2 separate regions of the Homo sapiens genome follow, and region 2 is linked to region 1. Evidence: chromatin loops called from intact Hi-C (ENCODE). Cell type or tissue: GM12878. All regions are shown on one strand. Each heading gives the region's core, and the rest is flanking DNA. Links, peaks and the distances in the headings are about the cores only. Region 1 has its middle 44 kb from the start of TAB2-AS1. Region 2 overlaps LOC124901426 (a long non-coding RNA gene).

The links. Hi-C counts contacts between places; a loop is a spot of excess contacts. Peaks named below come from ENCODE experiments on the same cell type or tissue, not always from the same donor. Only the 100,000 strongest peaks of a DNase experiment are listed, where the experiment ranks them.
Region 2: it touches region 1 in a loop (2.1-fold over the local background); 2 of 110 quality-filtered maps call a loop at or near these places.

The regions. Positions count from the first base shown.
Region 1 is chr6:149,209,037-149,217,373 of GRCh38, reverse strand. No RefSeq gene overlaps it. Among named protein-coding and RNA genes, the nearest start is that of TAB2-AS1, 44 kb to the left of the region's middle. RefSeq lists an enhancer at 4,163-4,282. In GM12878, for the core only: no CTCF peak of the experiment used is centred there; a DNase peak (open chromatin) is centred at 4,347; H3K4me3 peaks cover 609 bases; H3K27ac peaks cover 1,926 bases.
Region 2 is chr6:149,145,117-149,153,453 of GRCh38, reverse strand. The region is part of intron 1 of LOC124901426 (a long non-coding RNA gene); the gene reads right to left. Among named protein-coding and RNA genes, the nearest start is that of TAB2-AS1, 110 kb to the left of the region's middle. In GM12878, for the core only: no CTCF peak of the experiment used is centred there; a DNase peak (open chromatin) is centred at 4,961.

The sequences.
Region 1 (8,337 bases), core at 260-8,259:
CTGAGCACCTCACAGACATTTTCTTAATTTCCTACAAAAACTCTGTGATGTAGGTAACATCATCATGATCATCACCAGTTTTATCTATGAGGAAACGGAGGCATGGAGAAATGAAATGATTTGCCGAAGGTCAATAGTTTGTAAGTGGCAGATGGGTTTTAAGTGGAGACATCAACTCTGGGACCCATTCCTACCTTTCTCTCTGAGAAAGTCTGGGCAAGGGGGCAACCAGAGGTTCATGACCAGGGATTTGCTCCAAGGCAGTGAATTTAGGAGGCACAAAAGACTTAAATAATGACTTTAAAAGTTTAGTACCTAGTTAGCAAAAATAGTTGGTTGAAGCTGTTAGACAGAGCGTTGGTAAGAAACCTCGCTGTGGGCCGCATCAAGAACTACTTTGTTGATTTAAGGGCTTAAGTGATCTTCTGAGAACCTTAATGTCTCCAAATCAAGGTAACTGGCTGTGTGTCGGTATTGGTGGGGCTTTTAGGGTGAGGGCCCCACTGCAGGTAGCTGTGACTAGGTCGGGGCTGCTGTGTACTAGCATGTGACTATGAAGAGAGCAGGAAGTGACATGTGTAGCTCCATAGGGCTGCTCAGGTCACGGTCTGAATTTCCATATGAGGTGGTCTAGTGGCCGGAGAAGGCAGAAGGAGACAGAATTCCAGGAACTGGGGAAAGCCTGGATGAATGAGAGAGGTGAGAGCCCCAGGGAGCTTTCTTTTCTTTTGTTTTTTAAGACAGGCTGGAATGCAGTGGCACGAACTCAGCTCACTGCAGCCTCAACCTCCCAAGCTCAAGCCATCCTCCCTTGTAGCAGGGACTACAGGCAAGTGCCACCACACCTGGCTGAGTGTTTTTCCTTTCTTTTTTTTTTTTTTTTTTTTTTTTTTTTGCAGAGATGGGGCTCTGCCTTGTTACCCAGGCTGGTCTCAAACTCCTGAGCTTAAGTGATTCACCTACCTCAGCCTCCCAAAGTGCTGGGAGAGCTTTATTTTCAAATAAAGGGCAAGACATTTGATTCGGAGGAGAGATAAAAGAGAAGGTGCCCCCAGATCTTGCTGCTAGAGTAATGCTTGAACCCAGCAGAAAACCCTCCTTCTCTGTAGGAAACTGGCAAGTCTATATTTTTAGCACCTAGCAACCTTGTATGACATACTAAGATTGCCCTCCAATGATGCTATCTCCAGGGAGGGCCGTTTAGCTAAGCAGAGCATGGGCCTCCTTGGCTGGAGCACTGACTTTGCCACCACAAGGCCTAAAGTTCCTTTCCAGCTCTTCATAATTTCTGGAAAGCCACCTGATTTCTCAAATCAGGGATAATTTATTATCAATAATCTGAACATTACATATGGTTTGCAGAGCAGCTGCATGTGTATTATTTCATTTGATTTTCATAACAACTCTGAAGAGAAGTGGTGAGCAAAATGAAATTAACACATATGGCTCTCAAATGCTAGGTGTGGCTGGTTTGATACTTTGCTGTGTACCATCTCATACAGTCCTTCAGCCATCCCGGGAGGTAGGCCATTATTATGTGCCTATTTTAAAGATGGAAAAGTAGACTCAGAGAACTTAAATAATCTGTCCAAGACCTGACGACTCACAGCTGGCATGTGATATTGCTTGACCTTGAACCCCATCTTCTGAAATCAGTTTCAGAGCCCCTCTCACTATTGTTCAGCCGTGGGTGCCCACAGAATGCACAAAAAGGAAGTAAACACTGGTGGATGTCAAGGACTTGGGCGGAAATCATCCTACCCAAATTCCAGAGCTACTGGTTCAAATAAAATTTAAAAACAACAACAGTCCCTGAAGAGAAGTAACCTGTGCAGGAAAACCGAGGGGCCTCTCAGTGGGTGCAGATCAGGCCTGGACATGTAGGGGCTCAGTACACCCTTCTTTAGTAATGGAGACCTGTGGCTGGGGACGGTGGCTCACACCTGTAATCCCAGCACTTTGGGAGGCTAAGGCGGGTGGATTGCTTGAGCTCAGGAGTTCGAGACCAGCCTGGGCAACATGGTGAAACCCCATCTCGGCCAAAAATACAAAAATTAGCCAGATGTGGTGGCATGTGCCTGTGGTCCCAGCTACCTGTGAGGCTAATGAGGAAGGAACGCTGGAGCCTGGGAAGTTGAGGCTGCAGTGAGCTGTGATCATGTAACTGCACTCCACCTGGGTGACAGAGCCAGACCCAGTCTCAAAAATAAATATATAAATAAATATATTTTTTAAGAAAAACAGTGAAGGCCTGTGTTCCTGATGGAACAGTGAACCTAACCAAGAAACAGTTGTTAATTTATTCATTCACCCATTCAACTGACATGTATTGAGAGTCACACTGTTCAGATGCAGGACACAAGAAGGCTGATGTCCAGTGACTACTTTGCAGTCAGGCCAGCTGAGGGTTTACAGATGGGCATCCCTTCTGATGGGTTGGAGTCTATGCCAGACCTGTTGTTAAATAATTTGGATACCACCACTAGATATAGTAATAAACAAGTTCCTGCCCTTGGGGCCTTATACTTTCATGAGGGGAGAGAGCTGATTTAAAGTCAGGCAGTGGTAAGAGCCATAATACCAATAGGACAGGGTGATGTGATGAAGGTGCATTAGGCATGGTAATCCTGAAAGGCTTTTCTGAAGAGGTGATATTTAAGCTGGCATCTAACATCAGGAGGGAGCCGGCCTCTGCAAGAAGGGCATCTCATGGAGAGGGAACAGCCACTGCGAGGGTCTGAGGTGGGAATAAGGCTGGTGTGTTTGAGACAGAAGGAAGTTCAGTGTGACTGGAGCACAGAGGGTGCGGGAAAGACAGGGGTACACAGGAGGAGTGGGGAGGGTGTGGCTGATTCACACAGGGCTCTGAAAGTGTTTGAAATTTCCTCTAAGTTTCAAGGAAACCATCGGAGGGTCTTAAACAAGGAGTGACATGATAGGATTTATGTTCCTAGATGATCACGTGGGTTGCAGTGTGGAGAATGGATTCTAAGGGGGCAAGACTGGATGCAGGGAGACTTGCTGGGAAGTTTTATAGTCATCTGGAGACTGTGACATGGACTGTGGAGACAGCCATGGTGATGGAGTGAAGTGGATTGCTTTGGGCTATATATTGGGTATGGAGTTGACAGCTGATTTGGACATATTGGAAAGGGAGAGGAATTGTGTTTGCCTCCGAGTTTTCGGGCCTGAGCAGTGAAGATGGAGAAGAGCAGGAAAGAGCAGGTTTTTCTGTGTCAGATAAGTTAAGTTTGAGATGCCTGTTAGATGAGTAAGTCAATGTGCTTTTATGTGCAAGACTTGTGGTATAAAAAGTAAACTACATAGATAACATGAAGAATCTCAGTCACATGATTGTAAAGGATTTCTTAAGGCTATTGCTGTGTAAGTGTGATAACATGTCAACACTCAGGGAAACTCTAAGGTGGTTATTAATTTTGGAGGCTATGATGTGCGCAGGAGAGTAGTAGAAGAGATACAGGAGAAGCTGGTGAGAGCCAGCTCATGAGAAGCCTCGTAAGGAGATGATGGGGGAACTACTGAAAAGATTTGAATGAAGAATGATGTGACCACATTGAGTGTTTTAAAAATCATTGTGAATGCAATATGCAGGAAAGATTGGAGGGACGTGAGGCTGGAGTCAGAGTGAACAAGGAAGATTTATTGCCATTGGTCCAGGTGATGGATGACAAAAGCTGGAACTCAGCTGATGACCACACAGAGGAAGCAGAGTGAGCAGATGCAAAAGATTTTCAAAAGACAGATGTGACTGTATTCGGGGATCTTTTGGCTGTGAGTGTGACAGTTTTCAGCGTGGGCGCCTGGGTAGATGCTGGGGCAATCAAATGAGATCCAGAGCATAGGTCCATGAGGACAGGGGTGGATCTTATTCTATTCTGTTTTTCTGGTGCCAACCCTTGTGCCCGTTTTCACTCTGAGGAGCTGATTGGCTTTAGCCTTTCCACTAAGTTCTTCCTCATTCAAGAAAGCCTTGTTCAATGAATTAGCCGAGAGCTAAATGGGATACCTGGGGCAACAGCAACATTTAAGAAGGCATTAAAGAGACTTGGTAGGTGTTAGGGGAACCAGAAACCTGGAGAACCAGGAACCAGCAGAATGGAAAGTGAAGAAATGGTCAACAGCCGTACTGAATGCCAAGGGAAGGTCAAATGAGACAGGGATTTACAAGTGTTCTTCAGGTTAAGGCAGCAGCAGTGTTAACCAGAGCAGCTTCAGTGGTGCAGCGAAGGTGGAAGCCAGGCAGTGGTGGGTGGAGGAATGAACAGGACAGGAAGTGGAAAATACTTGGCTGAAAAACTTGTGGGCAGTGTGGACAGAGTTGGGAGTTTTCTCACTCGTTTCTCAGTTTTCTCTGTGAATTAGGAGGAAGCAGATAGTCTACTGAAGCTGAAGGAAGCCATGTGGAAGATTTAAAGTCAGCAGTCAGTTGAAAAAAAGAGTTTTAGAAAACTCAACTTTGAGAAGTAGAAAACTTTGATAGAGACTTGAGTTTGACCTTGAGTTAGCCAAAGTGCAGAGACATGAAGTCTTCTACTTGAGGTCATAGAATATGTCTCTGTCTGAACTCAGAATTAATCCTGGGGGGAAGAGGGTACACTTGAATGCCTCTGCTCTTGATTTTGAGCTTGGTACCTTTGGACTTCGGTTTCATTTAGTATTCCAGGTCAGGTCAGTTTGTTGTTTTCCGTTTATAGGGTTGATTCACTTTAGCACTTCCAGTAAACACAGAATAGCTTGCATTTGGACTTCTATCCACTGCTGACACCAGTAGAGGCTGGGAGGCTGTTAGGCATTCTAAGTGCGGCCCTTCAGAAAGAGACGTTACACTCTTGTTTCTTCTGATAGATGTTGGTAGCTGTCCAGAGAAAAGTTAAAGTTCCCATTGCTTTTTCCAGAAAGAGTAATGGGGAGCCCTTGTGTTCCAGCCAACAATCCCTCTTCTCAATAAAACAAATAGGTTCTAATGCTGGCAGCGTTCGAAGCTGTTGCTGAGAACATAAAGGCTGCTCTGTCTCACTCCGTGGTAAATATACAGCAAACATTTAACTCATTACTAGATAAATCACACTGAGATGACTCAGAAGAAGATGTGTCTGGTACCGGCTTTTAATTTTTTTTTAACCTTGATGAATATATTTCTCCTTTCTTGACTAATTCATTCGCCAATACTTAACTAAATGTATTTAACAACAGCAATTTAAACAAGGCAACTAATGAGAGAGATGAATTGTTTAAGGAAAATATGTGGCAGAGATTCTTCATGCTCACCCAGTGGTCAGGTGTCCCTCTCCCTTTCCAAGCCTTCATGGGCCAGGTGGGTCTTGGACAATTCTGGCCAATGGGAAAATGGACAGGAGTGAGATGAACATTTCTAGGTAGGCCTGGCACTGAAAATCTTCCTGTGGATCCTCTAGCTCTCTTTTCCCTTCTATGATGATCATGGAGACCATGTGCTGTAGTTGGAATATATTTAAGATGGAGGAGGGCCGCCCAATTTGTATCAGGCACTATGTGATCAAGAAGTAAGTCTTTATTGCATTAAGCCATTGAGATTTCTTTTTTTTAGAAAACTGTTACTGACAAAGCCTATCCCAACCCAATTAATACATAAATCAAATGATATCACCTTATCAGGGAAGACAAGGTCCTTTATAAGTCCCCAGAGATAGCAGACGCCAGAAGGAAATAGAAGAGTTATCTATCTCAGAGCTGTCTAGACAAAGGTCTGCTTTGACTTAACAGCAGAGTCTATACATCTGTAGAAATTTCCAGAGGTCTTTGCATTTAGTTGTTATTGTGGACTATAGTATATTTCTTTGAGGCTTTCAACCATCAGCTAGCAGTCAAAAGAATGACCATTTATGGTCATTTACTCATGTGCTGGCATTTCCCAAGGCCACATTCGCCTATGAGTAAACAGTGGTTGTGATCACAATAGCCTCCCACGGTTCCCTATCTCTTTTTGCTGCCCAGTGGTACAGGTCCTGTTATGGGGCATCTCTATAGGATGCCTCCCATGCAATACTGAACAAGTCTGATCATCTACAGCTCTCAAATGTCATGCTCATTTGTTCTCTTCTTTTGTGGCAGGCCCCTCCATGGGGTACTAGGTTTCTGCCAGGTATTCCTTCCTGCTCACCCTGTACATGCCTATTGCTGAGTCTGTCTGAGGCCATCAGGGACCACCTGTAGTTCGGCGTTACTTCCGTTTTTGCTGGGCACAACCGGTAGATAAACTTAGTGAGAACACAGTGCTGTACTCAGACTTACTTCCTCCTACAATGACTAAGTCAAGTCATCTGTCTCTCATTTTCTTCACTTTTAGAATACATTTTATCCAAGAGACTTTTGTCAGGTCCACCTCACCAGTTTTCCAGATACATGCCAGACACGTTGAATCTAGCCCTATTTATGAGGCAAACAGTGAGCCCTGTGACACCTGTAATTATCATTCTCTTAAACATTTTGTTAATGTTGATGTTAGAAGTTTACTAAGCTTCCTAGGAGATTCTTAACCATTTTTCTTCACTCTTTGACTCTCTTTGGCCTAGGCCCTTCCCATTTTGTCTGCATGACTCCAGGAGGGACAGTGCAATTTGGAGATTAGGAAACAGATGACTAGGGACTCTGGGTCCCCTCACTGGGCCACAGTCTGGATAACACCTTCCTGCTATCTACCCACTACAAATAGAGCCCCAGACTTAGTGTCACACTCTGAATCTGGGGTTATGTCTCGAGGACTCCAGTCCTTTTCTGCCCATTTCTACAACATATGACTCATCTAAATCTGCTCCCTGCAACCACAGCTAGCAACAAGCTGGTCTGAGAAGGCTGGCTTTGCATGGGATTGTCTCTGTTGTTTGTCAGTCTATTTAAAACACTCAGTACAATTGTCAGGAAATATGCTTTGACTGCCTGGAAGAAAAGCAGGAGTAGTAAGCAAGTCAGTGCTTTGAAAAACCTACAAATATCTAAGAAGCCCTCTCAATCACCTTTTGTTTATATCCAGATATGCAGAGCCTTATTTGACCTATTTCCTCATCAGCAATGGATGTGTTTTATTGAGGTCCTCCTACGTGCAAGACATTCTATAAAATTCCTTGCATGTATTTTCTCATTTTTCATGAAAACTGTGTTGACTAAATGTTATCTCTGTTTGGCAGAAATGGAGATTGAAGTTCAGAGAATTTAAGTACAAGTAGTAGATGGCAATGCTGAGACTGAAACCCAGGTTTATCTTTTTCTTAAGCCTATGTATTTTTTTAAAAACTATGCTGTGCTGTTGTAGATGAAAGTTTCTAATCACTCCAGCACTACTTATCTACCCTGTGCAGCTATGCCTGGGCTTACTATAAATGTTCAGAGCAGTCTTGAGCCCTTTCAGCTCTGTCTCTTCCATGCCCTCTGCCAATGTGGAGGGGTAGATGAGCCTCCTCCTTCTTACTGGTCTTGGACAGCAGGAGTAGGAGTGAGGATTAAAAATAATAGATCAAATGCACTCACACATCTCCCAAGAACGAACAGTAGGATATGGTTTGGATATTTGTCCTGCCCAAATCTCATGTTGAAATGTAGTCCCCAGTGTTGGAGGTGGGGCCTGGTGTTTGAGCCATGGGGGCTGATGCCTCATGACTTGGTGCTGTCCTCACAATAGTGAGTGAGTTCTTATGAGTTCTGGTTGTTTAAAAGTGTGTGGCACCTCCCCAACCCCTGACTCTTTCTTTTACTCCCACTGTCACCATGTGAGATGCTTGCTCCCCCTTTGCCTTCTGCCATGATTGTAAGCTTCCTGAGGTCTCCCCGGACATCATGCAGATGCTAGCACCATGCTTCCTGTACGGCCTGCAGAACAGTGAGCCAATTAAATCTCTTTTCTTTATAAACTACCCAGCCTCAGGTTTTCGTTTTTTTTTTTTTTATATATAGCAATGCAAGAATGGCCTAACACACAGTAATTCTCAAAAATATCACATTTGGAAAGAGTGGCATATTTCCTAACATGAAACACCCTCTGCATGGATTTCCCCCATCCACAGTGTAACATGTAAAGCAATTACTTAGTCAATGGGTAGTGCCATTACCTTCTTTATTCACATGCCTGCTTCAAAATTCTCCACTCTTTCATCTCTACCTTCCCCCTTCTATGTCCAGGAAATAAGACTTGATATAAAATCACTTGTTCCTTAGCTAGACAAAGACCCAGTCAAATCTTTGAAATTAGTGCTTAAAACATTAAAGAAGTAATAGAGGCGGCCGGGCGCAGTGGCTCACGCCTGTAATCCCAGCACTTTGGGAGGCCGAGGTGGGTGGATCACG
Region 2 (8,337 bases), core at 205-8,204, 64 kb after region 1:
CTCTCACAATAATGAAACTACTCGCATGATAGCAGCATTAATCCATTCATGAGGGCAGAGCTCTCATGACCTAATCACCTCTTAAAAGTCCCACCTCTCAGCTTGGTTGCATTGGGGATTAAGTTTCCAACACATGCACTTTGGGGGACACATTTAAACCACAGCAGATGGAGATGTGCATGTGGGAGGATCATGAGGAAGCACTCTTGGAAAGAGCATCTGTGAGGAAATAAATAAAGCAGGGTTGGGAAAGGCAGAAGTGAAGCTGCAATACAGCTACAACAGAGGTCTCAGCTGATCTCATGGTTTCTGGAGCTGGGCTGGCCCTTCGGAGTTAGCTCAAATTAAGGCAAGGGGAGTGGTCCTTATACTCTGCATTATCTACCAGTCATTGGATGTGGGCTGCTCCTGTGTCTTCAGCGGGGGGCATAACCTTGGGCAAAGCAGCTTCTTTCTACTCAGAACTTTTCCCGTGGAGGTTCAATTGTGAGCTGTTTGTAGCCAATGCTCCTGACAGCTAGAAGCAAATGCCTCATTCAGGGGGATCTGAGCAGTGCACCACAGTAGCCACTGGAGTCCACACCTCCCACCACTTGGGGCCACTTGCTTCATATAGTAAGTTTATCCCAACTGGGATAAGCTCCTCCAGGGTTCCTGGATAACTCTGCCAAAGATAGGTTATTAGGATAAACTATAGCCCCTGCTACTGCACCTGGTCCTGAGGCTTCAACTTATACACATTGTCTTTCCTATGACCCATTCTTGATTCCCTTCACCCTTGGCTAGCACCTGTCTTGGTCGAGGTGTCTTGTCTGGTGTGAGCAGACTTCATTCCTGAGAGGTCTGAGCCCCTGGCCACAATGCCCTGCTTAGGCTGTGGCTGCTGCATTTGCCCATTTACCATTAAAATTAGGCCTGGAAGTATAAACAGATGCTTCATTATATCACTTGGGTGCCCAATATATTCCTTCCTGCCCTATTGTATCACTTCAGTCACACCTGTGATGATCTGGGTCACTTTACCCAGATGATTTACAGCATCAAGGATGATGACCTTTTCCTTGTCTGCTGGTCTCTTGGCACAAGGCTCTTGAAGTAACTGGGTGGCAGCTACAGTTTAAGGTTTACTGAGACCCTTACTTTGTTCCCTGGTGGAAGCGTTGCCCTCTGGGGATCAGGATCTCTAGACCATAGAGCCAACTGTTGCAGGGATGGGCAATTTCAAGTCCCCATGCTGGAGTTGTGATAAACAGGGCTGCTCCTACTTCCACCCCTTGGTTCCTCCTGGACCTGGGTTATAGACTATATCAGGGGACACAGCTCAGTAATGTTTATTGATTTAGGATGTGTACAGCATTCTGGAGAAGAGTGCTCCATATTTGCAGAGTGTCACTTCTAAGCTAGTGCCTCAGCTGCACCTTCAAAAAGCTGTTCAATTTTTATCAGGCACAAATGTTCTAGGCGGGACTGTATGTGATAGAACCAGTGGATCCCGTGGTTAAGTGCCCACTGCTATACTTCCTTTGTTGCGTAGTAAGACCCTTGTCCAAGACGATGTTAAGCAAGATCCCATATCAATGGTCCAACACTCAGTAAGGCCTGTGATCATGGTGATGGCTGAGGCTTGGCAGGCAGGAGAGCAAACTTGTACTTGAAATACATATTTGCTCTCAGTCAATATGAACGACTGCTCATTCCTGGGTAGAAATGGTCCACTGAAGTCAAGTTATCACCAAGTAGCTGATCTCCTTGAGGGACGGTGCCAAACTGGGGTCTCAATGTTGGCTTTGTTCCTGTAAAGTTGGTTGCAGCAATAGCAGCACTATTGGGCCCAAATATAGCCTGCATTCCTGCCCCCATGGCCTCTGTCCATGAGCCCATTGTGCCAACACTTGGCATAGCTGGTGACAGAAGCTGGCTGTTGTCAACGGGTCAAATCATCCCATCTCCTTGGTTGTTTAGTGAGTCTTCTATGATGAATGTTCTGTGATGGACATTAACATGGGAAACAAAGTCCCTCCCACGTGGTTTCTGCTCCCCTATGTCCATCTGCAGCCTCTTCTCCAGACCCCCTTGCCTCTGACCTTCCAAACTTTCTTTTGACAGATCCAACCCACCAGTCACATGGTTTATCACTGTCCATGAAACCACCTATCATCTTGACTCAAGCTACTCTCTTACCACATCGTGGATGACTAAGTGTGCTGCCTAAAACTCTGCTCACTGGGAGATCCCTCCCCACTGCTGCTTTCAGTGCCATTTGTGAGAGGGGCTGTGACACAGAAGCCACCTGTCTTTAGCTTGTACTCACACACCAAGACAACCATCCATTGGTGAGCCCTGCTTAGCCTTTTTAAAAATTCCTTTAGCTTCTCAAAAGCGATCTCCCTCCCCCATGCAGCTGAATTGGTGAGCTCAGGGAGAGTGCATGTGTGGTACTGTTAGATGTCATGTGGGGTTGGGCCACCTCTTCATGCAGCTTCATTGAGTGCTCTGATCCAAATGTACCACTTCTGTCTTATGATGCATTGCTGTTGGGCATGCCACTGAGCTTCTCAGTGAGGCTTGCTCCCTTCTAACCAGCTCTGTCCTTGCTGCTCAGGTGAACAGGCTTTTTGGCTGCATGTGGAAGATCCATTCTGGCGTGCCCACCTCTACAAGCCTCTTCTCCCCTTCACTGTTTGCTGCAGCAGCTCTAGCATTTCTCCTACAATTTATTGCAAATATATTTTCCAAGAGGTTGAGAGCCTCCTAGCAGCATATCAGCATCATCTTCTGGGATCCTTGCAGGAGTGTTGAATTCTGAATTACAAGATGATGCTCCCATATCAATGAGCCCTCCCCCGCTTATCTGAGTTGATCTTGTCTTCCTTGACGCATCACCTTGGGATCCAGCCCCATGCATGTCCCCCAAACCCCAGCTCTAGCTAGCACTAGTCGGCTAGGTCTTGTGGCTTTTTTGAAGCATAGAGACCCTGTCCTGGCTTAATAAGCTCAGCACTTCCCATGCTGGCTCATGTGACTTGATCCTGTGTATTGGTGTGATGTCCAGGACAGATAGGGTAGATCCTGAGAGGCTCTCGTGCTCTCTTTAAGTTAGAGGATCCTGTAATGTCTTCAAGCAAGAGGTCAATGTCAGTCTTAGTAGAAGGCAGTAGACTACTTCTGCAATCCCAGAGCACCAAAAGGCTCTGGATTTTTAAAGTTCTTGAGCACATCAAGACAAATCTTCACATTGCAAGTCTTAGGGTCCCCCACGCACTCTCAATTTTTTGTAAATAGAATCATATGATTTTTGGCAATTCTGTATGCTCCTTTTTCCACTCAAAAATATTTCCAGGATATCTTTCTATGTCAACATACATTTACGTTAGGTTAAACTATATGAAAAGACGGATATTCAAATGTTTTGAACCTGCAAAAATGGCACTAGAGTTTAACCTAATGGAACTTGTTCTTCCTGCAGAATTCCCATTTCGGTAAATAGCTGTTCCATCTTTCTGGTTGCTTAGGCCAGAAACCTTGGAGTCATTTTTTTCCTCCTTATTTTTTTCTCAGACCTCTAAACCAATGTGTCAGCAAATTCCATCTACTCTACCTTCAAAATGTATCCAGATCTTACTCAAACTGTTTCACCTTCATGGCTACCATTCTGAATCATCATTTCTCACCTGGGTTATTCTAATAGCCTCCTAACTGGTAACCTTTCTACTGCCTTTATCTTCCTTCTAGCCATACTTTAAAACAATTTTTTAAAATATTTTGTAGAGACGGGGTCTCTCCATGATGACCAGGCTGGTCTCAAACTCCTAGCCTCAAGTGATTCTCCAACCTTGGCCTCCTAAAGTGCTGGTATTGCAGGCATGAGGCACCGTGCCCAACCCCTTATACCCAATCTTAACAAAGGAGCCAGAGGGATCCTGTAAAACATAAATAAGATCATGGCTCTTGTCTGCTCAAAATTGTCCAAAGATCTCCCATGTCACTTAGAATAAAAACTAAAGTCTATGACAAGCCCTGTGTAACTTGGCATCTCTGATCTTGTTGATCCTCTAGTTTACTTCTCTGCTGCTCACTTACTTCTCTTATTCAACCAGTCTCCTTTCTGTTCCTTGGGCACATCCGGCTTGCTCCTGCCTCAGCACCCTTGCATCTGCTCTTCCATAAGCCTAGAAGGCAGCTTACCCTAATATCCATGTGGCTCTCCCTTTTCTCCTTCACATTTTTACTCAAATGTCATCTTCCCTCATCTCCCTATTTTAAATGGCATCCTTCTTTGGCCTCCCTAATCCTCTTGCCTGCTTTATTTGTATCCATAGTGCTTCTTGACATCTAACATATATTTTCCTTACTTATTTTGTTTACTGTCTCTCTCCACTAGACTGTAAGGTCAAGGAGAGCAGAACATTTTGCCGGCTTTGTTTACCTCTGAAGAAACTAGAATAGTGCCTGACATACAGTTACCATTCAAAAAAAAAATGTTGAATGAACGAATGGATGAATGGATCATTCTTAATGACTTCATCATCTGTATAGATCTTAATTTACCCAGTTCACTCACTGGTGGACATTTGTTTCGATTCGTTTCCATCATGAAAAAAGCATCCTCAAATATCCTTGTGAAAACATTTTTGGGGACAATCTTCTAATTCTAATGGAACTGATGTTTCCCAAAAGAGAAAATGGAGTTTAATAACTGTAACAACACTAATAAACAGAATTTCATTGTTTTGACTTTATCTTAGGGCTACAAAGCTTGCAAAATACACATGAGAAAATAGATGTCAACTGAAGAACCACAAATACATTTCCTTCTCAAAACGTCGAGGTGAGGTTTGTGTGAACGCATGCCGAAGTACATGAAGGAAGTTGAGAGAAAAGTTCTTATCTTTCTCCTGTGTACAATCCATCCTCCCTCTTTGTTATTTACTGTCCTGGCAACAGCCGAGAAACTCTAATTTCACTTTGACTCCTCTTTAATCCCCATCACCACAATCCATCATAAGGTGTCATCTTCATGTGTGAATGCTGGTGCTTATCATCTCTTACATTTTTTTCTTCTCTATATTTCCCTTCCCAGTCCCTGCCTGCCCTATTTAGCTCTTGTCTTAGCTGAATCCCTGCAAAGCTAAAAGCTAAAAGAAAAGCTGAAAGAATCATTTCCCCAAACTATTTCCCCAAATTCCGTACCCAAAGGGATTCTAATCTGGAAACCTTCTTGCAGAATGAACCCATGTCATCCGGGGTCTGGAGCACATTGGGGCAGTCTCTGAAAAATGCTTAAATTAAATTAGGACTGGGTGCAGTGACTCATTCCTGTAATCCCAGCTACTCAGAGGTCTTGAGCCCAGGAGGTCGAGGCTGCAGTAAGCTATGATCACACCACCGCACTCCAGTCTGGGCAAGAGAATGAGATCCTGTCTCTGAAAAATAAAAATGTTGCCTCAACTGCATAAGTGATTTTGTTTATGAAAACATGTGAGACATTTGTGGGGGACCCCAGGAAATATTTGGATGGAATTTAGAGGTGCCCAAGGTCTTGCACGAGCAGGTAGGGGTAATAAGTCATTACATTTTGGATTATTGCTGTTACTGTAACAGCATCTGCATATCCTCAGTGAGGTCTGCATTGGACAGAGACAAATGCAGTGACATTTTAGAAATCTTAAGCTAGCAACCAGCACTGAAATGTTTTTTATTTGTCAATCCCTGCATGTCAGAAACAATTGGAAACTCCTTAACCTATAGTTTCAAGATGTTTGTAAATTCTTTTTTCTTTATTTTAGATACTTTATAGTCTAAGAATAATTTTTATCTCCAGCTCATCCTCTAGCCAAGTGTCTAATGCCTTTGTGAATTTATAATTCAAAATTAATTCCCCCCCGAGTTAGCCTTGTATAAACAAATGATTATAGAAATGATAAAACAAATGTCAAAGTAAAATATTAAAGGGTACAGAATTTCACGAATGAAAAGACATAAAAGTGTTGCAATCTGGGTGGGGCAGGGAATTGGAGAGGAGTGTGGGTATGCAGAAAAACGTTATGAAAGTATTTCAGTAAGTGATTGGATAAGAAGACAGAGTCTAAGTTAAATCAGGGCTCAACTTGTTGGCTTGTGGCTTGGGCAGTATCATCTGGTCAGCAGTGGCCAGTCCAATGTCAAAATCTTTAAGTGGACATGTCCCAGTTCCTGTGGCCAGCCAGAGGTGCTAATGCTGGCCTTCACTGGGCAAGTGTGTAAATCCAGAACAAAAATTCTAATGTAATATTGCTATTGTTATGTAGGGTATGTATTTGTAGGGATTGTATGAATGTAGTAAGTTTTGTCATTACTATACCACTTTAAATATGCTTTATCTGATTTTAAGATATGTGAGATTAAAGTAATTGACTTTATTAATGGAACAGAACAGAGGCCTCAAAAATAACACCACACGTCTACCACCATCTGATCTTTGACAAACCTGACACACACAAACAATGGGGAAAAGATTCCCTATTTAATAAATGGTGTTGGGAAAACTGGCTAGCCACATGCAGAAAACTGAAACTGGACCCCTTCCTTACACCTTATAGAAAAATCAACTCAAGATGGATCAAATACTTAAACATAAGACCTAGAAAACCTAGAAGAAAATCTAGAAGAAAACCTGGGCATAAAATCCTAGAAGAAAACCTGGGCATAAAATCCTAGAAGAAAACCTGGGCAATACCATTCAGGACATAGGTGTGGGCAAAGATTTCATGTCTAAAACACCAAAAGCAATGGCATTAAAAGCCAAAATTGACAAATGGGATCTAATTAAACTAAAGAGCTGCACAGCAAAAGAAACTACCATCAGAGTGAACAGGCAACCTACAGAATGGGAGAAATTTTTTGCAATCCTTCCATCTGACAAAGGGCTAATATCCAGAATCTACAAAGAACTTAAACAAATTTACAAGAAAAAAGCAAACAACCCCATCAAACAATGGGCAAAGGATATGAACAGACAGGCTTCTCAAAAGAAGATATTTATTCAGCCAACAGATATATGAAAAAACGCTCCTCATCGCTGGTCATTAGGGAAATGCAAATCAAAACCACAATGAGATACCATCTCACGCCAGTTAGAATGGTGATCATTAAAAAGTCAGGTGCTGGAGAGATTGTGGAAAAATAGGAATGCTTTTACACTATTGGTGGGAGTGTAAATTAGCTCAACCATTGTGGAAGACAGTGTGGCCTTTCCTCAAGGATCTAGAACTAGAAATACCATTTGACCCAGCAGTCCTATTACTGGGCATATACCCAAAGGATTATAAACCATTCTACAATAAAGACACATGCACATGTATGTTTATTGTGGCACTATTCACAATAGCAAAGACTTGAAACCAACCAAAATGTCCATCAATGACAGACTGGATTAAGAAAATGTGGCACATATACACCATGGAATACTATGCATCCATAAAAAAGGATGAGTTGGTGTCCTTTGCAGGAACATGGATGAAGCTGGAAACCATCATTCTCAGCAAACTATCACAAGATCAGAAAACCAAACACTGCATGTTCTCACTCATAAGTGGGAGTTGAACAATGAGAACACATGGACACAGGAAGGGGAACATCAAACACTGGGGCCTGTAGGGGGTGGGGGGCTAGGGAAGGGATAACATTAGGAGAAATACCTAATGTAGGTGATGGGTTGATGGGTACAGCAAACCACCACGGCACGTGTATACCTATGTAACAAAATTGCATGTTCTGCACATGTAGCCCAGAACTTAAAGTATTAATGATAAAAAAAAAGAGAAAACACATACACACACACACACCTACAAGTTATTGGCTTTATTATATTTTAAAGTTTATTAGAGTTATCATATAGATTGAATGCTAGGAAAGAATGTTCTTATTAAATTTATTAAATCTGCATGATAGGCATTTGAGCAATTCAGATGTGTTAAATACCTAATTGTAGTTCGAAGTGTCTAAGAAAATTTTGTTATTTAAGATAGGACATTTTAGTTTTTTAACTTATGAACTAATTTAAACATTTATCAAGGAGTGTGAAAATAGCTCTTCTGATTTTTGGACAATTGCTATATTTCTAAATAAAAAAGAAAGAAGATTTGCAAACTGAATTTAAATGTTCAGAAAAATGGAGATTCTTAATTTATAGCTTTAATAATTTGAATACTAATGTTAAATCCTGCTACAGTCAATGATTGGGCAAGCAGACAGAATCTTTCTTTCTGGACATACAAACTCTGATTTTTAGGAACTCCAATGATAATTCCCATTGTGATCTCAGAGACACAGAGTAACTTAGTCCACATAGACCGAGCT